Linked DNA regions of Homo sapiens: region 2 is linked to region 1. The links are chromatin loops, found by intact Hi-C in ENCODE. Cell type or tissue: heart left ventricle. All regions are shown on one strand. Each heading gives the region's core, and the rest is flanking DNA. Links, peaks and the distances in the headings are about the cores only.

Region 1 (15,839 bases), core at 3,562-11,561:
TCAGTGTGTTCTTACAGTGCTTTAATTAAAAACGTAAATGTTTACCCATCAATGGAGGTGGCTGGCAGTCTCGGAACTGATCATTTTTGAAAGGGCTGCTTTTTATTAATAACTCAGTTTCAGTAAACTAGATGCACTTCAGTAATGCTCTAGCCATTAAGTACAAGTCCCCCTTTAAAAAGCACCATGTGTTTAACACTCGAGTAATCAAATAAAATCTGTAGTTTTAAAAATTTTGTTCAAATTTTGGAAGAAGTTGTGCTTCCTATGGAGTTTGTTTAAAAGTTTATTTTGGGGATTCAGAATTTTGCATAAGTATATAACTCTATTTATTAGTTTATATATTTTCAAAGAATCCAGAAATATTTTGGTAAGAATTTCCTGTGTGCTGTTATTTTCTACTCTCTTCTCAACCTATTCACTTTCCTCTCCTCCACCTACAAGGGGTGGTCCTTGTCTACAGTTAAAGAGGGTAATCTCAACCAACTGTTGGCATATACTTTCATCCATTTTATTTTATTTATTTATTTATTTTTAGACAGTCTCGCTCTGTTGCCTAAGCTAGAATGCAGTGGCACCATCTCGACTTACTACAACCTCTACCTCCTGGGTTCAAGTGATTCTCCTGCCTCAGCCTCCCGAGTAGCTGGGATTACAGGCGTATGTGACCATGCCTGGCTAATTTTTGTATTTTTAGTAAAGACGGGGTTTCGCCAGGTTAGCCAGGCTGGTCTCGAACTCCTGACCTCAAGTGATCCACCCACCTCAGCCTCCCAAAGTGCTGGGATCCCACTATGCCCATCTACTTTCATCCATTTAAAAAAATCTGTCAGGCTTTGAACTTACTAGTCCCGGTTAAAGTTAAAATGCCACGTGCTTTAGAGCCAAAGGTTTGCAGTATATGCCAGATTCTTGTTAACTATAGTATCCTGTTGGCCATTGAAGGCAATAAACCTTCAGAACAATGTGACTGGAGAATGCTGAGGGATAACCAAGTGAATCAGTGTAAAGCTTTTATTTCTTTTTAATTGAGATGGGCTCTTGCTGTGTTGCCCACACTGGTCTCCAACTCCTGAGCTCAAGCAATTCTCCTGCCTCAGCCTCCCAAAGTGCTGAGATTACAGGTCTGAGCCACCATGCCTGACCATTTTAAAGTTTTGTTTTGTTTTGTTTTGTTTTGTTTTGTTTTGTTTTGTTTTTGAGATGGAGTCTCCCTCTGTCGCTAGGCTGGAGTGCAGTGGCACGATCTCAGCTCACTGCAACCTCCAACTCCCTCGTTCAAGGGAGTAGCTGGGATTACAGGCACGCGCCACCACGCCCGGCTAATTTTTGTATTTTAGTAGAGACAGGGTTTCACCATGTTGGCCAGGATGGTCTCAATTTCCTGACCTCATGATCCGCCTGCCTCGGCCTCCCAAAGTGTTGGGCTTACAGATGTGAACCACTGCGCCTAGCCTGAAACTTTTAAGTTAACCAATTTTGGATTGGTTTGAATACATGAGGTCCATATATTGTTTACCTAGAAAACAAATATTCTAAACTTAAAATACTGTCATTTTCTCATTTATTTTTTCTTCGTGAATAAAAATTGATTCCTAAGATCCCTGTGAAAGAGAAGTTTAATGCTAGGTTGGAAATTTCTCATTTCAAGACAACCTCCTCACTTCCGCTGCCATCCCCCCACATTCACTCTCCTTACCCCCATTCTCTGATGAGTGAACTTGATGTTGGTGCCCCTGATGTAAATGAGTGGCTGAGCACTCTTGAGGTGGTATTCCTCCATGATTGCTGTGAGAATTTATTTCCTAAGCCCAGTAAGGTGCTGATTATGGCCCCACAGAATTCATGAGCTGAACCAGGGAGTAAACTCCTGAGCTGGTTAAATTCTAGAGAATTTTCATAGAAAGGTCAAGCAAGATTCAGCTCCTTTATAATACTGGTAGCTTCTTCCAAATTTATAACTGGTTAGGAAGGGGTTGTGTGAGGAGGACACTAAAGGGGCCACATTGACTTCTTATGACTTTATGGTAACTTGTCCATAAAGTCTTAGGCCAGACCTTGTCTTTAAGGTCAGCCATAAATACACTAATCATATGGTTTCATATCCATCACACCTTTCATCCAAGGCTCTCTAATCAGTTTTACAGCTGTTACCTCATTGGTCCATACTTGTTCAGTAAATAATTCGTAATTATTTTTATTCTCATTTTATAGACAGGTTAACCAGTAACAGGATGGTAAAGAATTTTATTCATTCCACAGTATATCAGTGGCAAAGCTGGACTTCACATTTCACTAACTTCTGCTTTAAGCAACCTATCATCTTTATATTGAGCTGAACTTTGGAAACCCCTTCCTAAAATCATTTGGTTGCTATTTAACAGTAGCATCTTGTACATGATAGTTACTTCAGGGAGTCAGAAGTTTGGGGAAGGGGGTTATTTTACTATTTAAAACAATATAGTCAAGCAACTTTACACAAAATTTTGGTGTATGCTACCCCTAGGGAAAACTGCAGGGGTGGGGTAGGGGTGCTACCTCCCCTGTTCTACCCTTAGCCTACAGAAAGCTTTGTCGTATTATATAACGCAAATTCACATTGCATCGTGCAGCTGTTTTTGTATAAATAGACCCCTTTTATTTCTTGTCTTAAAATGGATTATTTTTCCACTAGAGAAGGCATGCTTCTTGGTTTGTCGCTTTACCTTGAACTCTATTTTAGGATTTACATTTATCTAACTCTTCAAATGGACTAATTTTTTTAGTAGAGCCCAGTGAATTTTTCTGCCTTTCTACATCTCTCCTATCAACTTTGGAGAGAAAGAAGTTAAAAGAATTGTGTTGGTGTTGAAGTAGTTCTTTAAGACAAAAATATCTTATTCTTCTCTTATTGTTCCCTCTTTCAGATCAACTCACAATGAAATGGAGAAGAATAGGTGAGTTGGGGATTTGGGAGGTGGAATGCGGGGAGCTTTGTTGCATTCTCTGTTCATGCAGTTCAAACTTGGTTGCTCTTTTTGACTCTTCCCACTAGTAGCACCTGATTTCAGAATTCACCCAGCGCCCTCTAAGCAGCATCGCTCATAAATTACTTAGGTAGATGTAGAGCTTGCCAGTTAAAAGACCACACCCCTAACCCTCACCCGCACCAGCCCACTCCTGAAGAAGGCCTTTGAATGACTATTCCACAGACCAAAGCATTTTAGTCAGAGGCAACATTTCCACAAATAGTGTTTTTAAAAAAATTACATGCTACTGAATATCATTGGCAGTGTTATCTAAAATACATATACACAGATATATATACACATAATATACATGTAAGTATATATTAACACATGTGTATTAACGTGTATGTATGTGTATTTGCAGTTTACTTGTGAATGAAGAGTCTCAAAATTCAGGCAAATGTATGCATGGCAGAAATTGGAGATGGTGCCTAACTAGAGGAGGACTGCCACCCTCACTGGGCTCCATCTTGCCGCAGCCTGAGTGGAATCTCTCTCACCTGGATTGCCTCTTGCTGCTTACTTAAATCTTTATTTTCCAAATCAAGTTGCCCCTCCTTCAGTGAGGCAGCCGAGTGGTTTTCAACTCTGGTTGCACATTAGAATCACTTGCAAAGCTTTCTGTGTATTTTTAAACATATTTTTATATTAAATACATTATACACATACACTTGTATATTTTTCTGGTGAGGGTAGAGAACAAAGGTTTATTTCTGCTGATTCTATAAAATAACTTTTTATTATAGAAAATTTCAAATCTGGCCAGGTACAGTGGCTCATACCTGTAATCCCAGCACTTTGGGAGGCCAAAGTGGGTGGATCACCTGAGGTCAGGAGTTCGAGACCAGCCTGGCCAACATGGCAAAACCCTGTTTCAACTAATAATACAAAAATTAGCCAGGTGTGGTGGCACGTGCCTGTAATCCCAGCTACTTGGGAGGCTGAGGCAGGAGAATCGCTTGAACCCTAGAGGCGGAGGTTGCGGTGAGCCGAGATCCCGCCACTGCACTCCGGCTTGGGCAACAGAGTGAGACTCCGTCTCAAAAAAAAAAAAAAAAAGTAGAGTGACTAATGTAATCAACTCCTATGTATCCATTACCCAGCTTCAGTAATTATCAACATTTTGCCAGTCTTCTGTAAGCAAAACCACCTATTCCCATGAAGTATTTTAAAGCAAATTTTCTTGTATCTCTAGTAAACACCAAAAAAAAAAAAAAACACACAAAACACCCAAAACAACAACAAAAAAAAAACCACTTGCTTTTACCATACTGAAAAAAATTAATGATAACTTTTTGTGGAGCTTTTAAAAGCCAACAAACAAACAAACAAAATAATGCCCAGACCTTACCCTTAGCAATTCTGATTTAATTGGTTTGGGTTGAGGCTCTGCACTCGTATGTTTCAAAAGCTCCCCAGGTGATTCTCATGTGCAGCCATGGCGGAGAACCATTGAACTAGCCTCATTCTGGTCTCTGAGCTCCCATCAATTTGAAATGCGGGCTACCCATCCAAATTGAGTGCTTTCTCAGTGCCCTGCATGAACAAGAAAAGGATGTGTAATGATGGCTCTATAAAGACATGTGGTTATTTCCTGCCAACCCTCTTTGAAAAAGGAGCCTGACTCTGAAAGTCAGGATCTGAATGATATTTATGTTTAATCAGTGAAAGGGCAGACTAAACCCTTCCCAGGCAGGTAGAATCTGGGAAGAGGGCGGTTAGCTTTACTCCACTATGGAATTTCGTGTGTGTGTGTGTGTGTGTGATGCTGAGTGTGCCTCACTGCATATATGCTTCTGCTCATCCCATCGTCTTCCCTTTTAATTGTTCTATGATTGTGACTGACCATGTTTTAAGTTGGAGCTTCCTTTATGCTTTAGCTATTTACATATCATGAACTAGAAACTCAAAAGTATCTCTTCTTAAAGGGGAAAGGTAGTCAGTTGTGGCTTCTCTTTCTCATTTTTAGATTTTCTCTTCAGATTCTCTCCCTTCTTCCTGCCTTTGCAGTGATGTGGGTAAACCGGGACTATTTCTGCTGAAAAGTCTTCTAGTTCTTCGCCCCTCTAATACTTTAGTTTGGTATTTATTTTTATTATTATTAAAATTTGATCGCTTCACATAAAGACTTACTAAAACTTTGTGACTTTTGCCTCTGCAGGAATGCCACAGAATGTCAATTGTATTATTTATTATAGCACCTCAGGGATGTTTATTTTCTGTCTATGGTGGCCCCAGAACTTGTACATGTTACTGGGTATTAAATGCGTTCATAGTAGGGTATTAAATCAGCAAGGTCCCCATCCCAGAAAAATGTGCAGTTTGTCCAATGGGAAAGATGCAGAGACAGTTTCAGTTAATATACTAAGTGCTAAGATTGGGATGTGCACAAGAAGCTAGAGGTAAAAATTCTGGAAAACTGAACGTGAAGTCACCACTAGGCAAGCTGCCTGTAATTGAGCTTGCTTGTATATGACCAATCAACCTTTGCTTGTTGAAGGATTAGTTATCTAGTTTCCTTCTTTTCTTTTTTGGAATTTGGTCTTTTAAGGTCTTGATAATCTTTCTAGTCTAGAGCATGTGAACAGAACAGAAGGAAAATCAGGACTCAGTTTACTTAATTTAAGCAAGCATTGGTTGCTGCAGTTCAGGGGAGGTTAAAGTTGCTGGGCTCCACTCTCTTATTAGCATGGATGCTTAAGAACTTCAGGGTTTGGAGGTCAGCTGAACAGCTGTTTTTGTACTCTCCCTGGTTTTAGTAGCTGAGTTCTATAAAAGAATACCACTCGGGTAAATGCTAATATACTTTAGCCATTTTTTACCTGATAACATTGCATAAAAAGATTATCATGGCTTTCATTGCTTCTTGGCCTTTTGGCTAAAATCAAGTGTAAAAAGATTGCCATGGCTCTCAAAAAAAAAAGGAAGAAGAAGAAAAGACAACTTAGGAAAAGAACTTCTAACAGTGGGATTTTCCCTTTTCTTGATATTGCAGAGTTGATTATACTTGGGTTAGTTTTCTTGAATGGAAACCTTTTCTATGGCACTTTAGAGATTGTAAATAATTAGTGTTACTCTATGTTATCAGGACTCCACTGTAAGGATATTATACCCAACACCAACACTTTGAAGTATCTTCGCATTGGTGGGACAATAAAAGAAAAGACTTCTAGAATGGTGGTGGTGGTAGTATTTTCTACTCAACAGAATAGGTGTTGAGCACCTAAGATGCCGTGTAGTAGGTGCTGGGACTACAGAATCCAGTAAAGACTACGCACTGCTGTGGAGGAGCTCAGATTAATATCACTCTACAGGGGGTTTGTCAGTCAGCACATGGCCTGTGTTTCTCTGCATTTTAGCTAATTTTCTGGGTCTGATCTCCTAAGAAAACACCCTTGGGAGGGTGGGGTATGTGTGTGTGTGTGTGTGTGGTTTTTCTTTTCTTTTTTTAAACTAATCTTGCAGAAAATTTTGAGAAATATAGAAAATAATACTAAAAATTTAAATTGTCCATAGTTCTAGCACTCAGAGAAAACCAATGGAACTTGAAAATATATCTTTCCAATTGTTTTGGAAAAGAACTGAAAATATAGTTTTGTGTAGAAAGTTAGAAAATTCAGAAAAGCACAAAGAATATAAAAATCACCTGTAATAGGCCTCTCAGAGGTAACACCTGCTAACATTTGTTCTATATCCATCTAGACTTTTGTGTGTACTTTTTTTTAACCAACATGGGATCATATAGTAATAATTTGTAGCATCTTTTCCAGTTATAAACATTTTCCAATGTCATTAAATCTCCTTTTTCAACATTACTTAATGCCCAGTATTATATTATATGAATATGTTAAACCTCATATAATCAGTCCCCTGGTTTAGATTCTTCCCAGAACCTAAACAATGCTTTCTTAAACCACCTGTAGAAAAATCTCTGTCCAACATCATAATTATTTCCTTAGGATAAATGTATAGCTATGGAATTGGTGGTGAACACGTTTTTAGGATTGCTGGATTGTCCACCAGGCAGGTTACAGGCATTATTTTCCCTGCACTTCACAAGTTGATGTTATAACTTAAAACCTTTATGAGTTTGATAAGTAAAAAATAAAAAAACACACAGGCAACTTGTTTTAATTTGCATTTCTCATACTACTAGCATAGTTGAACAATTTTTATGTCTTTGACTCTGTGTGTCTCTTTGTGTGAATTGTCTATTAAATAGCCTTTGCCCAATTTTCTACTAAAGAATTTATCTTTTTCTTTATTTTAAAAAGTTTCCATAATATAAAGGACATATATGAAAGATATTGACACTTTTTCTATCACATAACTGTCCAGTTTATCATTTAGCTATACAGAATCAGTCTTCCCTCACTGATTCAAGTTGCTACCTTTGGTGTATACTTATTTTTGTTTATGGCTAAGTCTCTTTCTAGACTTATTCTTCCAGTCCATTGATCCATCTCTTCTTCCTGTGCCAATATATACCCTTTCATTCTCCTTTTTTTTTTTCCATGCCCTTATCTATTTTCACCAGTTTATTTTTCCTGAAAAAAATTTTAATCTGTGAATTCCCCAACCCCTAAATTCTTTGGGGAGTTTAAAAATTGACATTGCATAATTCCAATATAAATTAACCTTTAAAAGTTCATGCTTATATATTAGATCTTTTCATCCAGGATTTGGTATGTGCCTTAATTTATTCAGATTTCTCTTCTGTCTCTAAGCAAAGTTTTGTAGCAAAGTTTTCCACACAGGTCTTATACATGTCCTGTAAAAGGTATTCCTGGATTTATATATTTTTAGATTGCTATTGGTTTCCCATCTTAGTTAACTAATTGATTATTGTTGGAATATAAACATATTTGAATCTTTTGTTGTTACATACCCTTTATTGATGATAATTCTGCTATTTCTTTCTCTTAACTGAGAATTCCTCCAATTTAAAACAAAGCCTTTCAATGAATCCCTCAGCAAATGGAGACTGAGCAAACACATATAAGCTACAGCCAATAGGTCAGGAGCCAGGTGGTAGAATAGACTCTTTTTTCAAAAGATGGCTCTGGCGTCTCCTTTAATAGTAGACATCCATTTTTCTGGAGTGGTACATATGCAGCTCTTGCTAGAATTAGGTGCCTGGTCTAGAGCTACTACCTCTGCCAGAGTCTTCTGACCCTGTGACAGAAGATTTCTGTGTGTGCTCCATGGGGAAGACTCTGCAGCCCAATCTAAGCTGTTATTTCCATTTGGTCAAACAGTATTTCAGTGGCATCTGGTCTGGCATGAGAAATCAATTCAGTCAGGTCTCTTCTGGAAGAATATTCTAATTGATTACAGGTCCCTATAGTTGTTCCTTTTGGGTTTTGATTTTTCAAATGACCAAGTCCCTTATATGGGAAGGGCTGGGGCCTGACTTTTGCACTGGGCCTGAGTTGTGGTATGCATTGCATCACTCTTATTGTTTCTGAACTTTCTTGACCACATTCAGATTTCACTCTGGGATGTTGTAACAAGTCCATGTTTGTTGCAACATGGGGTAAGGTTATTACGAAGGAGAGACACAGCGATCAGTGTATAAATCCAATCTATATTGATGGTCTGGAGAAGAACTCACATTTGTACCACAAGAATCATCTTCCTTGTACTATAACCCTTGAGTAGATGACACCTGCCTTTGGCAAGACTTGGAGGAGAGACACATGCTGGTCATTTGACCAATTTCCAGTCTCCTACCTGGGACCCTGGGGCTATTCCCTTACTTTTTGTCATAGGCATTAATAGTCAAATAGTGGGATAGAGCCAACAGGTATGATTATAATATATATGTTGTATTTGAAAATTAGGCTCTGAAAAGGAGATATTAATGTGGTGTACTTATGTATTTCATACTTTAATAATGAAGTGACCTTATCTCTCCAAAATGTAGCCACTGTTAACTGCTATTTATGTATTATTCACTGAGTATATTACTATCTTTGTATTTTCTACAAAGATTTATCAGCACAATTGTGAGAAATCTTCAAAACCTTTTAGGGTTCCAATTAAGTTGGTAATAATGATGCACTTGGCAATTGTTTATAAAGGGATCATTTTAGAAAAAGGAGGAAAGTATTTTTTCCCTCTTCAAAGTGTGACTTGTAGTCTTCACCTGGATTTTTTTTTTTTCTGTTTAACCCAGTAGGGCTTTGTTCTCAATGCAGAATCTCCTGTGACCCTTGACATTTTAAGGGATTAATTTTACAAGTCCCATTAATAAAACTTGTTCCTTCTTACTCTATACTAAATACCTTCTTTTCCTTATTATACAGCTCATACATACCCATATCTAAAATTATTTTTGTTCAAACTCCAATTATCTTATAGGATTTAAGATGCTATTTAATTGGGTAAGTCTGGCCCACACCAAGATAGGTGATAAAATGGTGAAACCTCAGAGTTAAACAGGCTACCCTGTTGAGGGTGATCTATTTGGAAAGGAAAAGAAGGTTATGATAGGCTGTGAAAACTTGGAAGGAAGTTAAGTCAGATGGGATGTTTGAGGGTGAGGGAAAAGAAAGAATATGTTTGGTAAGAGCAAAGGAGAGCCCATTCTATAACTTTAGGTGAGAGCTGATATCTATCAGGGTTTGAATATAGCTCCTACAAATCATTCTGCAATAATTCATCTACACGTTTGAGCACTCCAACTAAATTTTAATTACCTCAAAGGTAGGGACTTGATCTTACTCAATATTGTATCCCAAGACTTGCTGGGGGCACTGGCTCACAACTGTAATCCCAGCACTTTAGGAGGCCGAGGTGGGAGGATCAGTTGAGCCCAGGAATTCAAGACCAGCCTGGGCAACATAGTGAGACCCATCTGTACCAAAAAAAAAAAAAAAACCTGTAGTCCCACCTACTCAGGAGGCTGAGGTGGGAGGATTGATTGAGTCTGCGAAGTTGATGCTACAGTAAACTGTGATGGCACCACTACACTCCAGCCTGGTTGACAATGCAGACAAAAAAAGAAAGAAAATATAGCCTGGGACCTAAGAAAGCAGCAGAACATAACATAATAGTTCTCTCTCTTTTTTTGAGATGGAGTCTTGCTCTGTCACCCAGGCTGGAGTACAGTGGCACAATCTTGGCTCACTGCAACCTCTGCCTCCCAGGTTCAAGCGATTCTTGTGCCTCAACCTCCTGAGTAGCTGGGATTACAGATGTGTGCCACCGCACCTGGCTAATTTTTGTATTGTTAGTAGAGATGGGTTTCGCCATGTTGCCTAGGCTGGTCTCAAACTCCTGGCCTCAAGTGATCCACCCTCCTCGGCCTCCGAAAGTGCTGGGATTACAGGCGTGAGCCACTGCGCCCGGCCCAGCCTGTTACACTTTCAATAAAGAGAACTAATCACAGATAACAGTGCTTCCTTCAAACACACACACATACCCACACACCCTTCATTTGGTACCACTTCTGGTCTTGATTACATCCAAGTCAGGAAGAACTTTAAGGATAGTATATTTAATGCAGGAGGCACTATCTACAGATAGCACCATCTACCTAATAATCCTACTCTGTTGAATCTATTCCCCAATTTGCAGATCTACTAGCCTGAGAGAGATCCATAGATAGAATCAAGAAAGCATGGTCTGGAGGCAGAAATAAGAAGAGCTACAGTCAGAATTGTCTGAGTTAGCCCAGGTGCTTTCTATCAGTGCCAAAGCTCTGGTAGGAGCTGGTGCCTCAAACAGCTTGGCACCTTCTTCATTAATAACTTCCTTTACTTGGATATTTACTTTCCGTAATTCATGGCTGGCAAGAAGTTAAGGAAAACTAACAGCAGAAATACGTGGTATCTGAATATATTTTATATTTAAATCTTTAATCTGTTTGGAATTTATTTTGATGTTAACCTCCTCACTCTCTTGCCATTTTCTGAATAATCCATTCTTTCCCTAAGGATTTATGGTGTTATCTCCTTTATGTGCTAAATTCCTATCTATTCTTAGGTCTGTTTCTGGGGATTTCTATCCTATTCATTTGATTTGTCTGCCTATTCCTGTATTAGTACTACACTGTTTTTAATTATTGAAGCTTTATAATACAATTTAATATCTGGTACAGCACATTCCTCCTCATTATTCTTCTTATTCAAAAATTTTGGCAGTGTCACACACATCTATTCTTCTAGATGAAGTGTAGTCCCAGTGTTAAAAAGAACACTGTTGGGAGTTTTTTTCTTGGAATTGTGTTAAATTTGTAAACAAACTTGAGGAACATTGACATTTTTTGTTTGGAGGATTCATATCCAGGAATCTGCTATTTTTTTCATTTACTCAATTTTCTTGTGTCTTTCAACAAAGTTTTATAGTTTTCTTCCCATAGATCCTTCCCAACCTGTTTTAAATTTGCTCCTCAATATGTTATACTTTCTTCTTGCTATTGCACATGAGATATGTGAAGATCTCTGTGCTTGGACTTCCCAAGTCAATACATATTTGCCTCTATTTTTATTCTCCTTTGGCCATTGCAGTCGAGATCAAGGAGGGAGGCCCAGACTCTTCAGGACACTTGCTCCTGCAGCAAGCAGAAGTGAGGCAGCTGCCTCCCTCCCAACCTTGGAATCCTTTCTACCCCTGACTCTCAATGATGTGAACAGGAAATAAAGGAATCTTTTATTTTGCATTCATTGGCCTTATAAAACCCTTGCTAATTTTGTAAATGTAAAGAAATAGTACTTTTAGCATAAGCACTTTCTGTGTTTCCATAGAAAATGGATTAGATTTTCCATTAATTATTTTAATGACAAAAGATGTCCATTTTCTTCAAGGAAGTATTCAGAAAAGTGGATTTTGCCAGATAGCCTCTGTCTGCCTAGTGAGACATTTTTGAGTTCCCTATTGATTGTAAAAGGAATATCATAGTGCTCTTATTATCTGTGTTTGCTCACAGCAATTCTCCTTCTACAGAGGAAGCTAGGATTGAAAGAATAACTGCTACCATATACAGAGTACTCCCTGTCAGACCCTGACCCAAGGGCTTCCATACCTTGTCTCAGTCAATACCCATGACAGCCCTCCCAGGGAGGCGCTTGTCACCCTCATTCTACTGATGAGGAAACTGAGGCTACACAGAGTTAAGTAATTTGCCCAGGGTCACACAGGGAGTAAGTGGCAGAGCCAGGATCTCAAACATTTACTCTTTTTTAAATATTAACTTCATTTTTAATTTTTGTGGGTATGTAGTAGGTCTGTATATTTATGGGGTACATGAGGTGTTTGATACAGGCATGCAATGCATAATAATCACATCAAGTAAAATGTGGTGTTCATCCCCTCAAGCATTTATCCTTTGTGTTGCAAACCATCCAGTTCTACTCTTCCAGTTATTTAAAAATATACAATTATTTTGACTATAGTTACCCTGTTGTGCTATCAAATACTAGGTGTTATCCATTCTTTTAAGCTATTTTTTTTTTAACCCATTAACCATCCCCACCTCCTGCCCACCCCCGCTACCTTTCCCAGCCTCTGGTAACCCTCCTACTCTCTATGTCTGTGAGTTCAATTGTTTTGATTTTTACATCCAAAAAATAAGTGAGAATATGCAACGTTTGTCTTTCTGTGCCTGGCTTATTTCACTTAACCTAATGACCTCCAGTTCCATCCATGTTGTTGCAAATGACAGGATCCCATTCTTTTTATGGCTGAATAGTACTCCATTATGTATATGTACCACATTTCTCCAGACATTTACTCTTAATCACTGCATTAATATTTGGTTGCATAGTGACTGAGTCAGAATTTTTTAAAAAAATTAAAAATCAACAAAATTTGGGATACTTAAAACTTACTGAATAGAATCTATAGTTGTATCTAAATTTGTTATTACTAGTTATGGGCCATACTTGATTCAGAGCATGACTTATTATAGTTCAAAGATTGGTTTCTTTATGCCACTGTAGACCAAAGGTATATCAGCTTATTCAGAATAATTAAAGTTATGTTTCTGAAGAGTCAGAAGGTGAAGTTTGTTAGTCCATGGCCTAGGTACAAAGCAGTGTGGATCAGTGCTAAAGGAAGAGGCAGCCGGGTGCCAGGAAGATGGGAGGTAGCTCTTGGCAACAGAGGGAAGACTGAAGAAGATGTGATGGGAGGAGAGTCAACTTCCTGGGTCACACTGAGGTGTCGGGTGGCTTCCTGTTGAGGATATATGGCAAAACCCCTGCTAGTTCCCCAAATGGGAGTTTGACCTGGTTTAAAATGGGACAGCAGGGCACAGGAGTAGTCAGAACTGAGAAAAGAGAGCTGAGACGGGTGTTTGTTCTGCTTGTTTTGGATCTGGGAGCTCCGTGGGTACTCAGGGCTGGCAGAGGGATTCTAGATCCCAGGAGTTTGTGTGTCTGTATGTGTGTCTGTGTATGTGTGTGTGTGTCAGGGTTGGAGAGCTTTGGTAGGAGCTGTACATAACAGAGGGGTCTGTTTGCTTTTTTATCTGGTTCAGGGATTGGATTTCACTACTGTATGATAGAACTGAGTCTACTTAATATATTTCATTGCTCTCCTGTGGTTGGCCCGGGCACCAGTGTGGGGATGTCTGCAGGCAGTGGCATGTGGGCAGGGGGCAGCCATCAGGCTGCAGCAGTGAGGCGCCGGAGAAGGCCAAGGCAGACACTGCCAAAGACAGAGTTGGCTTTGGGTCTCTGCAAAAATCCAGAAAGAATTCTGGTCCTATTTTTGTAGAACTAGGCCAGAAAACACTGAATGAACAAGTATTAGTCTCAGCTGGAATTAGTCAAATGGCTTATTTCTAGTTTCACGACTAGGAGTGTTCTTTGGAAACCCACATTTGGGTAGTGAAAATTGCACTTTCTGGGCAAGACTCCTATAAGGCTAGAAATGACAATGCATCAAAAGATGACTTTATTATATTTTTATCAGTGGACAAACTTCCTAAAAAAATTCACACACTCATATCTGCATATAAACCAACATCATAAAAGTACTAAAATGACACTGTTCTGAATCATGCAGTCTTTGCAAATAACAAGCTGGCTGAAAAATATCTAAATATAATTTTAATTTTTGAACTTTTTCTTCTAATTGGAAAATTAGCTCATACCTGTAATCCCAGCACTTTGGGAGGCTGAGGCAGGCAGATTGCTTGAGGTCAGGAGTTCGAGACCAGCCTGGCCAACATGGTGAAACCCCATCTCTGCTAAAAATACAAAAATTAGCCGGACGTGGTGGCGGGCGCCTGTAATCCCAGATACTCAGGAGGCTGAAGAAGGAGAATCTGTTGAGCCTGGGAGGCAGAGGTTGCCATGAGCTGAGATCACGGCACTGTACTCCAGCCTGGGCGACAAGAGCAAGAACTCTGTCTCAAAAAAAAAAAAAAAAAAAAAAAACAAAAAAAGAAAATTAGTCTATAAGTTTTATGGCAAGAAATAGACAAATTTATAAATGTATAAATTATACTTTCTCATAGTGTTTCTAATAACATGATCTATTTTCATGGCTCTTTTTGAAGAATATTATCCAAGATGAACAAGTATATTTTACATACAAGTTTTCTTCCCTTCCCTGGTCCCCACCACATGCAGTAGTGGGAGGAGCACACCTGTAACATGAGTCTTTGCTCTGACTCTGCCACATGGACAGGTTTTTCAGAAGAAGTGAAAGACTTACAAAATAGTAAAGCCCTTGTGCTATTACCTCTTCCTAGCTCAGAAATGAATGCTGTACTCCCCAAGCTTGCCAAGCCTTAGAGCACCCTTGGAGAGTTTAGGACAACTTCCTCATGACCTAGAAGAGGCAGGAGGCTCAGAAGGAAGGAAGTCTAATGCCTTGCTTACTAGCCCTGCCTTAGGGGAACATCCTGAAGTCTCCCTGGAGAGTGTGAATTGACTTCTTACATTAATATCATGCATATTCACCTGTCCTATAGCTTTCTGAAGCCATTTCCTTTCTTTGGTCTATATTTTCAACTTTTGCTATTACAGTACAATTCTTAAGAGGAAAAAGGGCAAACCTATAAGGCATTGCATTGTTTCCCAATTCAGCTGGAGGGGAGCCTCCTAGACCCCAGGGAACTCTGCTCCAAGTAGGTTGTGTGTGGGCAATGAATGTTATCTAAAACCTGAAGACTCTGAGCACTGCTGAAGGTGCAAAGATGCAGTAGAGATGGACTCTGTCCTCTAGAAGCTTAAAGTCTAGTTGAATAGATGACATAATCCATTCAGCAAACACTTATTAAGCATGTGTGTGTTTGAGGCACGGTGACAGCACAGCAATGATTAAGCTGCAATCCTGACTTTCTAAGGAGACTGCAATGAATGGTTAAGTAAGAAATATGAAACAAGTCAGGCAGTACAGTGAACTTCCCAGTGAATAATATAAACAGTTAAGTGGTGCTTAGAAAATAGAGGAATCACTGTGAGCTAGGATGGCTTGGGAAGGCTTTAAGGAGGTGGTAAGCTTAAGCAAAACCCCCAAATCTCAGCTGCTTCTTACATTCATAGAATTTTCCAGGTTCTAGAATAAAGCACAAACCATTTCAAGGAAATGTAAATTTCTCAGTTGGAGCAACTCTCGTGCTCTCTCTTCAGTCAGTTGCCGTGGCTGCTGCTTCATCCAGCCCTTCTCCCTCTCCCACTCCGTGCCATTGCATCAGTCTGACATACTCCAAGAACAAAAAGTATAAAAAATGACTCAGTAAAAACCCCCATCACTTCCTTCCTTATCTCTGTCTGACTGTTCCTTGCCTTCTCCCTGCCCAGCCAGTTTCTTATGTGTCATTCCAGAGTTTGTCTACATACAAGAAAACATGAATATAGATTCTTGTTTTCCTCC
Region 2 (15,839 bases), core at 1,553-9,552, 140 kb after region 1:
GGCTCCCTGCCACTGCAACCTTCACCTCCTGGGTTCAAGTGTTTCTCCCGTCTCAGCCTCGCGAGTAGCTGGGATTACAGGCGTGCGCCACCTCACCCAGCTAATTTTTTTGTATTTTTAGTAGAGACTGGGTTTTGCCATGTTAGGCAAGCTGGTCTCAAACTCCTGACCTCAGGTGATCTGCCCGCCTCAGCCTCCCAAAGTGCTAGGATTATAGGCGTGAGCCACCGCGCCCAGCTCACAACTACTCTTTTTAAAAAGGTAATGTTCATATGTGAAAAAAAAAAATTCAGCAACAGAGAAGGATATTAAAAAACAAAAAGGCCAGGCATGGTGGCTCATGCCTGTAATCCCAGCACTTTGGGAGGCCAAGGTAGGTGGATTGCTTGAGTCCACGTGTTCTAGACCAGCCTGGGCAACACAGGGAAAACCCATCTCTATTAAAAAAAAAGAAAGAAAGAAAGAAAAAGAAAATTTTCAGAAACAGTATGGGTATATAACAAGTATACAGAGTTTCTCCTCTTTTTACATATAAATGCTAACACTAGCACACTAACCATAAATACAATTTTGCACTTTTCTTTAGTTTTCTCTTAATGACAGATCTTGGAGATTGTTCCACATCAGCTTGTTTATGTATATCTGTGTCATTTTTCTTTTTCCTGCAACCAACCATCCATTATGTATCTTTTTTTTTTTGAAACAGGATCTTGCTCTGTTGCCCGGGCTGGAGTGCAGTGGTGTGATCTCGGCTCACTGCAACCTCCGCCTCCCAGGTTCCAGCAATTCTCTTGCTTCAGCCTCCCAAGTAGCTGGGATTACAGGCATGCACCACCACGCCCAGCTAATTATTGTAGTTTTAGTAAAGATGGGGTTTCATCATTTTAGCCAGGCTGGTCTTGAACTCCTGACCTCAAGTGATTCACCCGCCTCGGCCTCCCAAAGTGCTGGGATTATAGGCATGAGCCACTGCGCCCAGCCAGTAAAACGATTTTTTTGTTTTGTTTTTTTTTTTTAGACAGAGTCTCGCTCTGTGGCTAGGCTGAAATGCAGTGGCACAATCTCAGCTCACTGCAACCTCTGCCTCCCAGGTTCAAGCGATTCTCCTGCCTCAGCCTCCCGAGTAGCTGGGACTACAGGCGCATGCCACCATGCCCAGCTAATTTTTTGTATTTTTAGTACAGACAGCGTTTCACCATGTTGGCCAGGATGGTCTTGATCGTGATCTGCCCACCTCAACCTCCCCAAGTGCTGGGATTACAGGCGTGAGCCAACACGCATGGCCAAGCTCATTTCTACCAGGCTGTATGTGTTGGCTTTATCAGTACCACAAGGAATCACGGATATGATCAAGGAAATACATGAAATACACATCATCTTCTCAATGCTATGGTCACCCTTTACACTCTGCTGTCTTTATAAATTTCTTGTCAAAATTATTCATTTTACGTGTTTAACTCTGAGGAAACTGAGTCTCACTCTGTCACCCAGGCTGGAGTTAACCTCCACCTCTTGGGTTCAAGCAACCTTCACCTCCCGGGTTCATGCGATTCTCCTGCCTCAGCCTCCCAAGTAGCTGGGACTACAGGCACGCGCCACTGCACTCAGTTAATTTTTGTATTTTTTGTAGAGACAGTGTTTTGCCATGTGGGCCAGGCTGGCCTGGAACTCCTGGCCTCAAGTGACAGCCTGTGTCAGCCTACCAAAGTGCTACAATTACAGGTGTAAACCACCACGCCTTTACTCTGAAGAAATTTTTTTTTTTTTTTTTTGAGACAAAGTCTCGCTCTTGTACCCCAGGCTAGAGTGCAACGGTATGATCTCGGCTCACTGCAACCTCCACCTCCCAGGTTCAGGCGATTCTCCTGCCTCAGCCTCCTGAGTAGCTGGGATTACAGGCGCCTGCCAGCACACCCGGCTAATTTTTGTATTTTTAGTAGAGACAGGGTTTCACCATGTTGGCCAGGCTGGTCTTGAACTCCTGACCTCAGGTGATCCTCCCACCTCAGCCTCCCAAAATGCTGGGATTACTGGCAGAAATTACGCACCTGGCCAGAAATTTTTTTTTAAGTTTTATTACCCAACTTTTTTTTTTTTTTTTTTTTTTGAGACAGAGTCTCACTCTGTCACCCAAGCTGGAATGCAATGGCGCCAACCCGGCTCACTGCAAGCTCCGCCTCCCAGGTTCACGCCATTCTCCTGGCCTCAGCCTCCTGAGTAGCTGGGACTACAGGCGCCCGCCACTACGCCCGGCTAATTTTTTGTATTTTTTTTTAGTAGAGACAGGGTTTTCACCACGTTAGCCAGGATGGTCTCATCTCCTGACCTCGTGATCCGCCCACCTCAGCCTCCCAAAGTGCTGGGATTACAGGCGTGAGCCACCGTGCCTGGCCCACCAACTAATTTTTTTAAAAGCACCTCTTTCACTTCAGTGTCTCTCAGTCTGCTGATTGGTTTTCTTTTTTTTTTTTTTTTTATGGTAAATTGAATTTTTTTTTTAATTATACTTTAAGTTCTGGGCTACATGTGCAGAACATGCAGGTTTGTTACATAGGTATGCACACTGATTGGTTTTCTTAGAGGGAGCATAGTGAGGTAGAAATGAGGGCTCCTTAGATACATCAGGGTTCAAGTATCAGTTCTGCCATTTCCAAGTTAATTAATCTCTTAGAGCAGACGTCCCCAACCTTTTTGGCATCAGGGACCCGTTTCATGAAAGACAATTTTTCCATGGACAAAGGGGAGGGAATGGTCTCAGGATAATTCAAGTACATTACATTTATTGTGCACGTTATTTCTATTATTATTATGTTGTAATATATAATGAAATAATTATACAACTCACCATAATGTACAATCAGTGGGAGCCCTGAGCTTGTTTTCCTGCAATTAGATGAGATAGGAGACAGTGACAGATCATCAGGCATTAGATTCTCATAAGAAGCATGCAACCTAGATCCCTCACTTGCTCAGTTCACAATAGAGTTCCCACTCCTATGAGAATCTAATGCTGCGCTGATCTGACAGGAGGCACAGCTCGGGCAGTAATGCGAGTGATGGTTGTAAAAACACAGATGAAGCTTTGCTCACTCGCCCACCACTCACTCACCTCCTGCTGGGCAACCTGTTCCTAATGAGCCACAGACTAGGGTTGGGGACACCTGTCTTAGAGCCTCTGGGTTGTCAACTGTAAAAGACAGACGCTACCATCTATCTCCTACACAGGTAAAATCACAATATATGGTTGAAAAGCCTGTTAGAAGGCTAGGTGTGGTGGCTAATGCCTGTAATCCCAGCACTTTGAGAGACCGAAGCAGGCGGATCATCTGAGCTCAGGAAATTGAGACCAGCCTGGCCAACATGGTAAAACCCATGTTCACTAAAAATACAAAAATTAGCTGGGTGTGGTGGCGCACATCTGTAATTCCAGCTACTCGGGAGGCTGAGGCATGAGAATTACTTGAACTCAGGAGGCAGAGGTTGCAGTAAGCCGAGATCACACCACCACGCTCCAGCCTGGGCAACAGAGTGAGACTCCATCTCAAAAAAAAAAAAAAAAAAAGCCTATTAAAGAGGACAAAGTGCTGTCTCTGTTGAACCTGCACTGTCTCAGAAGTCAAAGAAATGCTTAAAGAAGTAGTAAAGGACAAGAAGGAATCTGCCAAATTGACATGAGAAAGGGTGTTTCTGGCAAAGGCAACAATACATACAAAGGGCAAGAGTTGGGCATAGTCGCCGGGCACAGTGGCTTACGCCTGTAATCCCAGCACTTTGGGAGGCCGAGGCAGCTGGATCACCTGAGGTCAGGAGTTTGAGACCAGCCTGACCACCACGGTGAAACCCCGTCTCTACTAAAAAAAAATACAAAATTAACCAGGTGTGGTGGCACATGCCTGTAATCCCAGCTACTTGGGAGGCTGAGGCAGAAAAACTGCTTGAACCTGCAAGGCAGAGGCTGCAGTAAGCTGAGATCGCTCCACTGCACTCCAGCCCGGGCAACAAGAGCGAAACTCTGTCTCAATTTTAAAAAGTTGTGCAGACACACGATCCAACAACACAGATACTAACATGAAAATAAAAATGTGGATTAGTCAACAAGTAGTTATTGAGTGTCTCTACATACTAGGCCCTGAAGATACATAACCAGGAACAAGTTCCCTGCCCTCACAGAGCTTAAAACCCACCAGGAGAGAAAGACAAACAGTTAAGTGGTCTTATGTAAACAAATGGGGTGCTAACAGTTTCTTTATATAGAGCGGCCAGAAAAGCCCTTCAAAAGGAGATAATGCTTACTTGACAATTAAAGGCAAAGGACAGGCCGGGCACGGTGGCTCATGCCTGTAATCCCAGCACTTTGGGAGGCCGAGGCAGGTGAATCACTTGAGGTCAGGAGTTCAAGACCAGCCTGGCTAACATGGAGAAACCCCGTCTCCATGAAAAATACAAAATTAGCCGGGCATGGTGGCGCACGCCTGTAGTCCCAGCTACTTGAGAAGCTGAGACAGGAGAATCGCTTGAACCTGGGAGGCAGAGGTTGTAGTGAGCTGAGATCATGCCACTGCACTCCAGCCTGGGTGATAGAGTGAGACTCTGTCTCAAAAAAAAAAAAAAACAAAAAAAAACCTAGGGATAGTTAATTGAGACATTATGCACAGTAAAGAGTGTTCCAGGCAGAGGCTATACAGCACTGCAAAGGCCTTCAGGCCAGAAACTACTGGAGAAGGGGTCAACGAACTGTGAGCAGATGAAGGTGCCAGCAGTAGGGAAGAAGGGGCCTGGGATGAGACTTGAGAAACATGCAAGGACCAGATACTGCAGGATCCAAGTAAAGAACTCAAATCTTTTCCCTGCCTTTTCTCTAAATATGGTCTGGAGGACCGGGTGCAGTGGCTCACACCTGTAATCCCAGCACTTTGGGAGGCAAGTGGATCACCTGAGGTCAAGAGTTCAAGACTAGCCTGGCCAACATAGCGAAACCCTGTCTCTACTAAAAATACAAAAATAAAAACAAAAAATTTAGCTGGGTGTGGTGGTGGACGCCTGCATTCCTAGCTACTCTGCAGGCTGAGGCAGGAGAATCTCTTGAACCTGGGAGATGGAGGCTGCAGTAAGCTGAGATCACTCCATTGCACTGCAGCCTGGGTGACAAGAGCAAAACTCTGTCTCAAAAAAAAAAAAAAGGAGAAAATAGATATCATAGATATCTTTGGCTGAGCACGGTGGCTCACACCTGTAATCCCAGCACTGTGGGAGGCTGAGGTGGGTGGATTGCCTGATGTCAGGAGTTCGAGACCAGCCTGGCCAACATAGTGAAACCCCGTCTCTACTAAAAATACAAAAAATTAAAAAAAAAAAAATTTAGCTGGGCATAGTGGCGGGTGCCTGTAATCCCAGCTACTTGGGAGGTTGAGGCAGGAGAACTGCTTGAACCTGGGAGGCAGAGATTGCAGTGAGCCAAGATCGTGCCATTGCACTCCAGCCTGGGCAACAAGAGCGAAACTCCATCTCAAAAAAATACATATATATATGATCTGGAGACCAGATGACTGGTGTCAGAATCACCTGGCAGGCTGATCAAGCTGCAGATTCCTGGTCACCACCCCAAACCTACTCAATTAGAGTATCTAGCAGTTGATACCAGGAAATCTGCATTTTAAACAAGTATCCAGCGCCCCCTCTCTCACCCTCATGGGTAATTCTGATGCACTAAAGCTTCAAAACCATAGCTCTAGGAACAAGGCTAATGAAGAAAGGCCCTTACTTGAAGCTGGCTGTCAATGTCATAATTAGAGTACTATGTAAAGCCAGAGTCAAGCTGGGCATTAAGTAATCTAGACAGAGCAGTCTGAGCTAAGTGTGATGGTGCACACCTATATCCCGGCAACTTGGGTGGCTGAAGCAGAAGGGTCATTTGAGCTCAAGTTCAGTGCTGTAGTGTGCTATGATCACGCCTGTGAACAGCCACCACACTCCAGCTTGGGCAACATAGCGAGACCTTGTCTCTAGAAAGAGAAGTCTGAATGAATTATGGAATTTGAAGGTCCCAAAGCAGAAAATAGAAGGCAGGACATTACAGCCATGGGACTTAAGAGAACAGAAGGAGCAAGCAAAGACAGTTAGCAGTCTCAGGGAAATCACTAACAATAGTCATGATCTCCAGCTCTCTTAGGTTGGTTTTCCCAGCATGGCCCTAGGAAGGAAATGCAGGTGCCTCACCTCACAGAGACTAGATGACCAGGCCATAGACTGCCCAGTCTGTGCACATAACCACTCCATCCAATCTTCAAAACAGAACACACCGTTCCTCAGTAAGTACTCTATCTTCATGAATCCCCATCAGCCTGCAAAAGAGCTCTGAGCTACATACAAAAACATTCAGAACACCTCTAAGGGCCAGGGACTAGCGCTACCCCTCAAGACTCTCTACTTGGCACATGAGTGCCCCCTAACGCTGTCAAAATTTAAGAGCCAGGTCAGAAACCTTGATGCCCACTCCTACATACCTTCGGATCCCACCATTCACACACATCCAGCCAGTCTTCCAGTACTTTTTGCTATGCCTCACTGACAGAGTCCCGTACTATATTCTACAGAATACTCTCTCCCCAAAATTCAGAGAGAAATTCCACAGATTCATGTTGAACAGAGTCCTGAACTCCTAAGGCTGCTGAGGCCAGCTCCTATGCCTGGTTCAGTGGGAGGAGGTAGCCTGAAGAGAGCTCACTCCCTTCACCCTGTCTGAAGGAAGCTCCAGGACTACTGCAGGCTTCTGTACATGCAACTTGTTTCAAAGATAAGGGAGTTGAACCTGACATATTTAAAAGAATGGATAGGCTCTTGGCAGCAGAAATTTAGGTGGGGGAAAAGTTAAGGTAGGATTTCTGGGGATTTCATTTTAAAGTAAAGAGCCCATAAAATACAGAGAAAGTAATATACACTCTCACTCAAATCCTTGTATGTCAACTATCTGATCCTTTCTATAATCCAAAAGCTGGTTCCAAACTAAAGAGGTAAGAATGCTAAAAGATGATTTAAGTAATCCCCAAGATTATTTATGACTCTAATCCTGAATTGCTTGCCCTGTTCCTTCTTACACTCTACTCACTATCCAGGTGCTCCAGGTTTATGATTTAATGATCCTGCTTCAGCCTTGTCTCATCTTATCCTTCAGGCCTTTTGCTTCCTTCCTTGCTTAGAATTCTACTCCGCTGTCAGTTATTCTGCCCTCAGCTACCTGAAGTTAATAATATGCCTACCCAGATTCTCAACCTTTATCCTCAGGACACATGCTCCCTTCATGAGCAAGTGTTTTGTGTCAGGCTTACCCTGGTTTCATGGATATGACTTAATCATTTTAGATGGTTCATCCAGGCAAACAAGGGAATTACCAAAGATGGACGAAATAGGAAGAATGACAATGAACCAAGGGCCAGTGTTTAAAACTCACCCTGACATCCTAAAGCACAGCTTCCTAGACCTCAGGTGCTGCCCCCAATACTCTATCCCCCTCCCTAGTGCCCCACCTCAAAGGTCCTTCTAGCCACTGCTGATAAGCTTTGACTAGGAATTCATGGTGAGCACAACATAAGCTTACAGTCTAGTGAAGGACACAGACAACAAAATAATTACAATACATATGATAATTAATGGCAATGCATGCAGAGTTGTAGGATCAAGGCTAATCAGGTGAAGTTATATGTATACTAAGCTATAACTTAGATGATGAATAGGAGATATCCAGGCAGTGGCAGAGCATGGGAGGAAGGGTGTTCTAGGCACAATGAAGAGCACACGCAAAGGCCTTGCAGCAAGAAAGCACATCTAAAGAGATGTCATGAGCTGGAGGATGGGAAGGTCAAGATAGGTGACTGATGCAGATGATGCTGGAGAGGCCAAAAGGGCCTAATAGGACAAAGAAAGTTGTTTTACTATTCACTTCACAAGTATTGTCAATAATGTGTCAGACATTGTCCTAGGTGCTAGGAATACAACAATGAATAAAACAAACAATATCAGCCAGGCACAGTGGCTCACACCTGTAATCCCAGCACTTTGGGAGGCCAAGGCAGGCGGAACGTTTGAGGTCAGGAGCTCAAGACCAGCCTGGCTAACATGGTGAAACCTTGTTCCTACTAAAAATACAAAACTTAAGCCAGGCATGGTGGCACACGTCTCTAATCCCAGCTACTGAGGAGGCTGAGGCACAAGAATCGCTTGAACCCAGGAGACAGACATTGCAGTAAGCCGAGATCGAACCACTGCACTCCAGCCTGGGCAACAGAGCCAGACTCCATCTCAAAACAAAACAAAACAAAACAAAAAAAAGGCCAGGTGCGGTGGGTGGCTCATGCCTGTAATCCCAGCACTTTGGGAGGTTGAGGCGGGTGGATCATGAGGTCAGGAGATCGAGATCATCCTGGCTAACACGGTGAAATCCCGTCTCTACTAAAAGTACAAAAAATTAGCGCCTGTAGTCCCAGCTACTCAGGAGGCTGAGGCAGAAGAATGGCATGAACCCAGGAGGCGGAGCTTGCAATGAGCCGAGATGGCGCTACTACACTCCAGCCTGGGTAACAGTGCAAGACACCATCTCAAAAAAAAAAAAAAAAAAAAAAAGACAATATTCCTGTTCTCTTTTAATTGGAGAAGACTATAAACAAATATGTAAATAAACCAGAAAATTATAATATATTGATAAGTGCGATCACAGAATTAAAATCAGGTGATGTTAATAAAAGCATATGGGTAGATACTTTAGAATCATTAGATAGTCAAGGGAAGACCTGTCTGAAGAGATAGCATTTAAAAGCAGGGGCAGGGTGCAGTGGCACAGAGACCAGCTGTGAGACCTCGTTTCTACAAAAAATTTTTTTAAAAATTAGCCAGGTGTGGTGGCGCATGCCTTTAGTCCCAGCTACTGGGGAGGCTGAGGCAGGAAGATCCCTTGAGCCCAGAGCGGTACAGTCAGTTATGATCACACCACTGCACTACAGCCTGGGTGACAGAACGAGGCTTTTGACTCAAAAAAAAAAAAAAAAAAAAAAAAAGAAAGAAAAAGAAAAGGAAGGAAGGAAAGAAAAGAAAAATCAGGTATCTCAATAAAATGAAGTCATTAAAAGCTCAATGGAGGCTGGGTGCAGTGGCTCACGCCTGTACTCTCAGAATTTCAGGAGGCTGAGGTGGGAAGATCACTTGAGGCCAGGAGGTCGAGACCAGCCTAACCAACATGGTGAAACCCCATCTCTACTAAAAATAACAAAAATTAGCTGGGCATGGTGGTGCACACCCATAATCCCAGCACTTTGGGAGGCTGAGGCAGGACAATCGCTTGAAACTGGGAGGCAGAGGTTGCATGAGCCGAAATCATGCTATTGCACTCAAGCCCAGGAGACAGAGACTCTGTCTCCAAAACACAAAGCAGTTCAATGGAAACATCACTAACATCATTTTTTTTTTTTGAGATGGAGTTTCGCTCTTGTTGCCCAGGCTGGAGTACAATGGCGCAATCTCAGCTCACTGCAACCTCCACCTCCCAGGTTCAAGTGATTCTCCTACCTCAGCCTCCCGAGTAGCTGGGATTACAGGTGCCTGCCACCACGCCCAGCTAATTTTTGTATTTTTAGTAGAGATGGGGTTTCACCATGTTGGCCAGGCTGGTCTCGAACTCCTGACCTCAGATGATCCACCTGCCTTGGCCTCCCTCCTAAAGTGCTGGGATTATAGGCATGAGCCACTGCGCCTGGCCTCACTGACATCTTTTTAAGCAGGAGAATTATCATTTAAGCAATCATTCTTACATTTTACTTTATTTTTTTTTTGAGACAAGGTCTCCCTCTGTCACCAAGGCTGGAGTGCAGTGGCATCATTACAGTTCGTTGCAGCTTCAACCTCCCAAGCTCAAATGATCCTCCCACTTCAGCCTCCCAAGTATCTGGGACCACAGATGTTCACCAGCACCACACTTGGCTAATTTGTTATTTTTTGTAGAGACATGGTCTCACTATGTTGCCTTGAACTCCTGGGCTCAAGCGATCCTCCCACCTCGGCCTCCCAAATTGCTGGGATTACAGGCATGAGCCACCACGCCTGGCCCATTCTTCCATTTTATGAAGATCACTCTGGCTGTAGTGTGGAGACTGGAATGGAGGTAGGGGTGAATAAAATTAAGACTGGAAGCAGTGATGATAATGGATTATATAAACTAAGATGATGATAATAACAACTAAGATTCACATAGCAATTAGTAGGTACCAATCTATTATTCTAAGCATCTTATATATATTAATTCACTTAATCCTCAGAAGTACTCTTTTATAAATTTAAAAACTAACGTACAGGGCAGTAGCAATGGAGAGGGAAAATGATTAGATTCAAGAAATACTGAGGAGGTAGGGAGGACAAGTCCTAGTGACTGGTTGTCAGACGTGGGAAGGGAAGGAAGGAATGATTAATCATTACTGGGTTTGGGGCTTTAGCCGCTGCATACTGTCTATAATGTATATGATTGGGCACTGGAGAAGGAGCAAGTGAGAAAAAGCAGGGGGCTGCAAGACATCCCAGTGGGGTTGTAAGCAATTGGATAATCTGGTCTAGAGATCTGGGCTGGAGATTTGGGAATCATCCACGTGTAGATGGTAACTGAAGCTGCCAAAGAGGTTGAGATCACCCAAAAACTGGAAATACCTTAATGTCTTCATAGAAAAATAGCCAAATAAAATACAGCATATCCATTCTATGAAATACTATCCAGCACCAAAAAGAATGAGATATGCCTGTTTGTACTAACATGGAATACTGTCAAAGCATGTTATTAAATCATAGAAGAAAATACCAGAATGATACATAAGATGTTATATCACTTGTATAGAGAATTAAATAAAACAAAAAATAATACTTTAAATTTTTTCTGGGTTCATACATGTGTAAATAAACACACAGGAAGAAGTATGGCAGGTACATTCCAAATCACCAATACATTACCTCTAGTGAATACAGAAATAACTGAAATGGGGAGACAGGAATAGCCAAAATATGATCTACAATGTTTTGGTATTTTAAAAATATCATTTATTATATTCTCTGTAAATTAAATAATTTTTCAAAAAGATTGGGCAGGAGGAGAAGCTTACAAAGGTCATCTTTTGCTTCAGATACTAAATTCTCTCTGTCCTTCCCATCCTCCACTGGCCTTGAGGTTCACGTATTCTGGCTTCTCATCTGTCTACCTCTGAAATGTTAACACCAAGCCCCCTAAGTCCACACTCTATCCCAAATCCTTGGCTCCAGGCAAGCCCTGGTCACCAATCTCTGAGCCTGGGCTATAGCCCCAGGAGGAGAGATCAGACACCAAAATCGCAACACACACAGGGGAAATGGGTATAGATGCCAGCTTCAAGGACAGTGATCAAGTGGCCTTGCTGGCCTCCTGGCCAGCAGAAATTTCAAAGAGCAAAAGGTATCTGAAAGTATCTGGCCATTTGGAGGCAGCTCTGGAGTGCTGAGGAATGGGGCTGAAGTACAGTCAGGCAAAGTCAGGGGTGAAGTGGTAAGGAGTGGGTTGAAGAAAGAGCTAGTTTCACTTGTAAAGATTCCAAATGAAGTGCTGCAATCTTATGGAAACCAGGTTTACAGAAAAAGGAGGCGGCAAGCTGCATTCTGTGAGTCTGGCTGGAGAACGGGGGTTTCTAGGGGTATCTAGAGGAGTCACTTCCAAAGCACCAATTCCAAAAGGCACATTATGTAAAGGTTTAGTAGCTAGAGCAGCAGCAGGAAGCTAGAGATGTGAATAGAAAGGAGGTAAGGAAGATCTACAAATGAGGAAAGATGAAGGCAAGTTAAAGCCTTTCCTTCAGCCAGGCACAGTGGCTCATGCCTGTAATCCCAACACTTTGGGAGGCCAAGGCGGGCGGATCACCTGACTCAGGTCGGGAGTTCGAGACCAGCCTGACCAACATGGAGAAAACGCGTCTCTACTAAAAAAAAAAAAAAAATAACAAAATTAGCCAGTCGTGGTGGCACATGCCTATAATCCCAGCTACTCAGGAGGTTGAGGCAGGAGAATCACTTGAACCCAGGAGGCGGAGGTTGCAGTGAGCAGAGATTGTGCCATTGCACTCCAGCCTGGGCAACAAGAGCAAAACTCTTGTCTCAAAAAAAAAAAAAAAAAAAAAAAGCCTTTCCTTCGTCAGTAAACCAAAGGCAGAGATCATGGGCAGCTTTCTGGTGATTGTACCCTTAAGTTTCAACTTTCTATAGATGAAAGACAATGTATTTGGTCATGTTTTCCTGGTTACCCAAAAAATGACACAGCCCAGGCCTTACCCAACAGCTGATTCACCATCAATTAATCTGTATCACAGCCTGCTGAGCCTCACACCTCACACAGTCACACACTAGACAGCTCTGGGGGAAAAAAACAACCCAAGGTGAGCTGTCAAAGTCCTCTTCGTAACCTGACCTCGCCCTCTGGGGTAGGTTTCATTTCAAAACTGAAAGGGACTGAAGGGCTGGGGAAATCCAAAGATCAACAGAGCCAGGAACAGGTGGTTCCCACAGAAGCATCCCAGGTTGGAACTCAAAACAGAAACCAGACCACTGATAAGACATGGTTTATGATGTCTGTCTCCAAGCCTTCGGATGCCATTTATATGTTTTTGATATTTACAATAGGGCATGACCACATTTATCCAACTCCTGACTACTAAAAATCTAATTCTCCAAGTGCTCAAGCAACTTCCTGGTTTTATTACATTTTAGAGCTTCGGGGTAGCTCAATAACTGAGATACCAGGGAACTTGCGAATTCTTTAGCCCTTCAAATGGGCCACAAATAATGAATTTTATCTCTTCTTCCTTCTTCATCTCCCCACAAAGGCTTGGCAAAATTCCTGTCTCACTAAAAAGTTTCTAAGTTGTTCATAATGGCCCTCTCAATGGAGCAATATTCAATACACAAAAGTCTAGTTCATCAAAGGAGTCAGGTTATTTGCTTGAGGTTCATCTGTAACTAGCTATATGAGCTTGGACAAGTCACTTCACCTTTCTGAGTTCTATAAAGTAAGGAGGTTGGAAAAAAAAAGAAAGGGAAGCAATAAAACAACCTTGAACAGAAAAAAGACTTTAAGTTTTTAAGTCTAAAAGGCTCATCAAGTGCCAACAAGTGTTATTTTTAAAAGGCATACACCTCAGCCTGGCCAACACGGCGAAACCTCATCTCTACTAAAAATACAAAAATGAGCCAGGCGTGGTGGCACGCATCTGTAATCCCAGCTACTCGGGAGGCTGAAGCAGAAGAATCGCTTGAACCCAGGAGGCAGAAGTTGCAGTGAGCTGGGATCGTGCCATTGCACTCCAGACTGGGTAACATGAGCAAGACTCCATCTCAAAAAAAAAAAAAAAAAAAAAAAAGACATACCAGAAGCATACCACAGGAAACTCTAAGCATAAATAAAAATTCACAAACTTCCAGAACAAGAGAACAGATTATTACTTACAAGGAAAAAAAATCCCATTGGACTTCTCATCTGTATCACCAGAAACTCAAAACACTGGAAAGCTACTTAGACTTTGTCGAGACTAGGACTAGTATTCCAAGAATTCTAAACCTAACCACAATATCATTCATACACGAAGGTTAAAAAGAAATTGGACATAAAAAGACTTTGAAAGTACCACTCATGCCCCCCTTCTAAGAAAATCACTCAAAGAAATGTCCTACTTGGCTGGAAGTGGTGGCTCACGCCTGTAATCCCACCACTTTGGGAGGTCAAGGCGGGCGATCATGAGGTCAGTAGGTCGAGACCAGCCTAACAGTGCAAAATCCTGTCTCTACTAAAAAAATAAAATACAAAAATTAGCTGGGCACAGTGGCGCACGCCTGTAGGAGGCTGAGGCAGGAGAATCGCTTGAACCCGGGAGGCGGAGGCTGCAGTGAGCCGAGATTGTGCCATTGCACTCCAGCCTGGGTGACAGAGTGAGACTCCGTATCAAAAAAAAAAAAAAAAAAAAAAAAAGGAAATGTCCCAGGCAATTAACATTTAACTGTAACAAAGCCAGGAAAGACAAACTATATAAAAAACATGTTTCCCCTCCCCAACAAAAACCTTTTAATGAGTTTGGACCAGATGACTTCGAATGGCCTTTCCAAGTATAAACAGAAACTGCCCTGTACACCACAGTCCCTGGCAGTCTGGGTTTGTGAGTTGTTCATCACCTAGTGGCCTGATGAAGTAAATGCAGTTTGTCAAGTGCCCGGATAAACTTCCAGCCATTTTGTGAGCTCTGATGGCGTATGCAGCAGGGCAGCAGCCTGACCTCCTAATGATTACAAGAGTAGGAGACTGCAAACCCTCCAAACTCACAGACAATTGTAAAGACTTAGCTCACCATCAATTCATTCTTCAAGGAGGAAAGGAAAGCATACTCACCTTGTAACTAAATAATCCTAAGTGAAGCACAGATTTGTCAGACTGCATTTACAAAGTAGGGAGAAGTAGAAATTGTTTCTGTGCAGAATGATCTGAACTGAAAGCAAGTTTAGGTATTAGGATAAACTGCAAATATGTCTTACACATAGGAAGACTGTCTTCAAAGGTTCATGAGTTTGCATGTGGAAGATGTATTACATTTATTCTGTATAGTTCCGGGGTACTGGTCTAAAATTAGGCCGGGCACAGTGCCTCACGCCTGTAATCCCAGCACTTTGGGAGGCTGAGGTGGGAGGATCACCTGAGGTCAGGAGTTCCAGACCAGCTTGGCCAACATGGTGAAACCCCATCTCTACTAAAAATATAAAAATTAGCCAGGCGTAGTGGCACACACCTGTAATCCCAGCTACTCAGGAGGCCAAGGCAGAAGAATCACTTGAACCCAGGAGGTGGAGGTTGCAGTGAGCCGATATCGTGCCACTGCACTCCAGCCTGGGTGACAGAGTGGGACTCCGTCTCAAATATAAATAAATAAAAACAAAAATTAAATTAATGAGAAGTCTCAATTAGATTTCAATTCAAAACAAGAAATAATTTTCAGCAGGGCACAGTGGCTCATGCCTGTAATCCCAGCACTTTGGGAGGCCAAGGCGGGAGGACTGATTGAGGTCAGGAGTCCAAGACCAACCCAGGCAACATAGCGAGACCCAGTCTCTACAAAAATTTTTCTTTCTTTTTTTTTTTTATGAGAAAGAGTCTCGCTCTATTGCCCAGGCTGGAGTGCAGTGGCACGATCTCAGCTCACTGCTACCTCTGCCTCCTGGGTTCAAGCAATTCTCATGCCTCAGCCTCCCGAGTAGGTAGGATCACAGATGTGAACCACCATGCCCAGCTAACTTTTGTATTTTTAGTAGAGATGGGGTTTCGCCACATTGGCCAGTCTGGTCTCAAACTCCTGGCCTCAAGTGATCCACCCACCTCGGCCTCCCAAAGTGCTGGGATTACAGGTGTGAGCCACTGCACCCAGCCTCTACAGAAAATTTTTAGAATTAGCCTGGTGTGGTGGCACACAGTAGTCCCAGCTACTCAGAAGACTGAGGCAGGGGGATCACTTGAGCCCAGGAGTTCAAGGCTACAGTAAGCTATGATCACACCACTGCACTCTAGCCTGGGTGACAAAGCAAGACCCTATCTCTTAAAAATAAAAAAAGGCCAGGTGGCTGGGCGCAGTGGCTCACGCCTGTAATCCCAGCACTTTGGGAGGCCGAGGCGGGAGGATCACTTGAGGTCAGGAGTTTGAGACCAGCCTAGCCAACATGATGAAACCTGTCTCTACTAAAAATAAAAAAATTAGCCAGGCATGATGGTGAGTGCCTGTACTCCCAGCTACTGGGGAGGCTGAGGCAGGAGAATC

The links. A loop is a pair of places that touch in the nucleus more often than their neighbours do. Peaks named below come from ENCODE experiments on the same cell type or tissue, not always from the same donor. Only the 100,000 strongest peaks of a DNase experiment are listed, where the experiment ranks them.
Region 2: it touches region 1 in a loop (5-fold over the local background); 89 of 110 quality-filtered maps call a loop at or near these places.

The regions. Positions count from the first base shown.
Region 1 is chr2:69,918,830-69,934,668 of GRCh38, forward strand. It overlaps MXD1 (MAX dimerization protein 1), which reads left to right. Exons shown (of 6, transcript NM_002357.4): 3 at 2,907-2,936. It also overlaps a transcript of ASPRV1 not described here. Among named protein-coding and RNA genes, the nearest start is that of MXD1, 12 kb to the left of the region's middle. RefSeq lists an enhancer at 8,308-8,602. In heart left ventricle, for the core only: no CTCF peak of the experiment used is centred there; a DNase peak (open chromatin) is centred at 8,422.
Region 2 is chr2:70,056,798-70,072,636 of GRCh38, forward strand. It overlaps PCBP1-AS1 (PCBP1 antisense RNA 1), which reads right to left. Exons shown (of 11, transcript NR_033872.1): 5 at 2,846-2,883. It also overlaps a transcript of ASPRV1 not described here. Among named protein-coding and RNA genes, the nearest start is that of PCBP1-AS1, 22 kb to the right of the region's middle. RefSeq lists enhancers at 12,534-12,613, 14,060-14,354, 14,292-14,361. In heart left ventricle, for the core only: no CTCF peak of the experiment used is centred there; no DNase peak of the experiment used is centred there.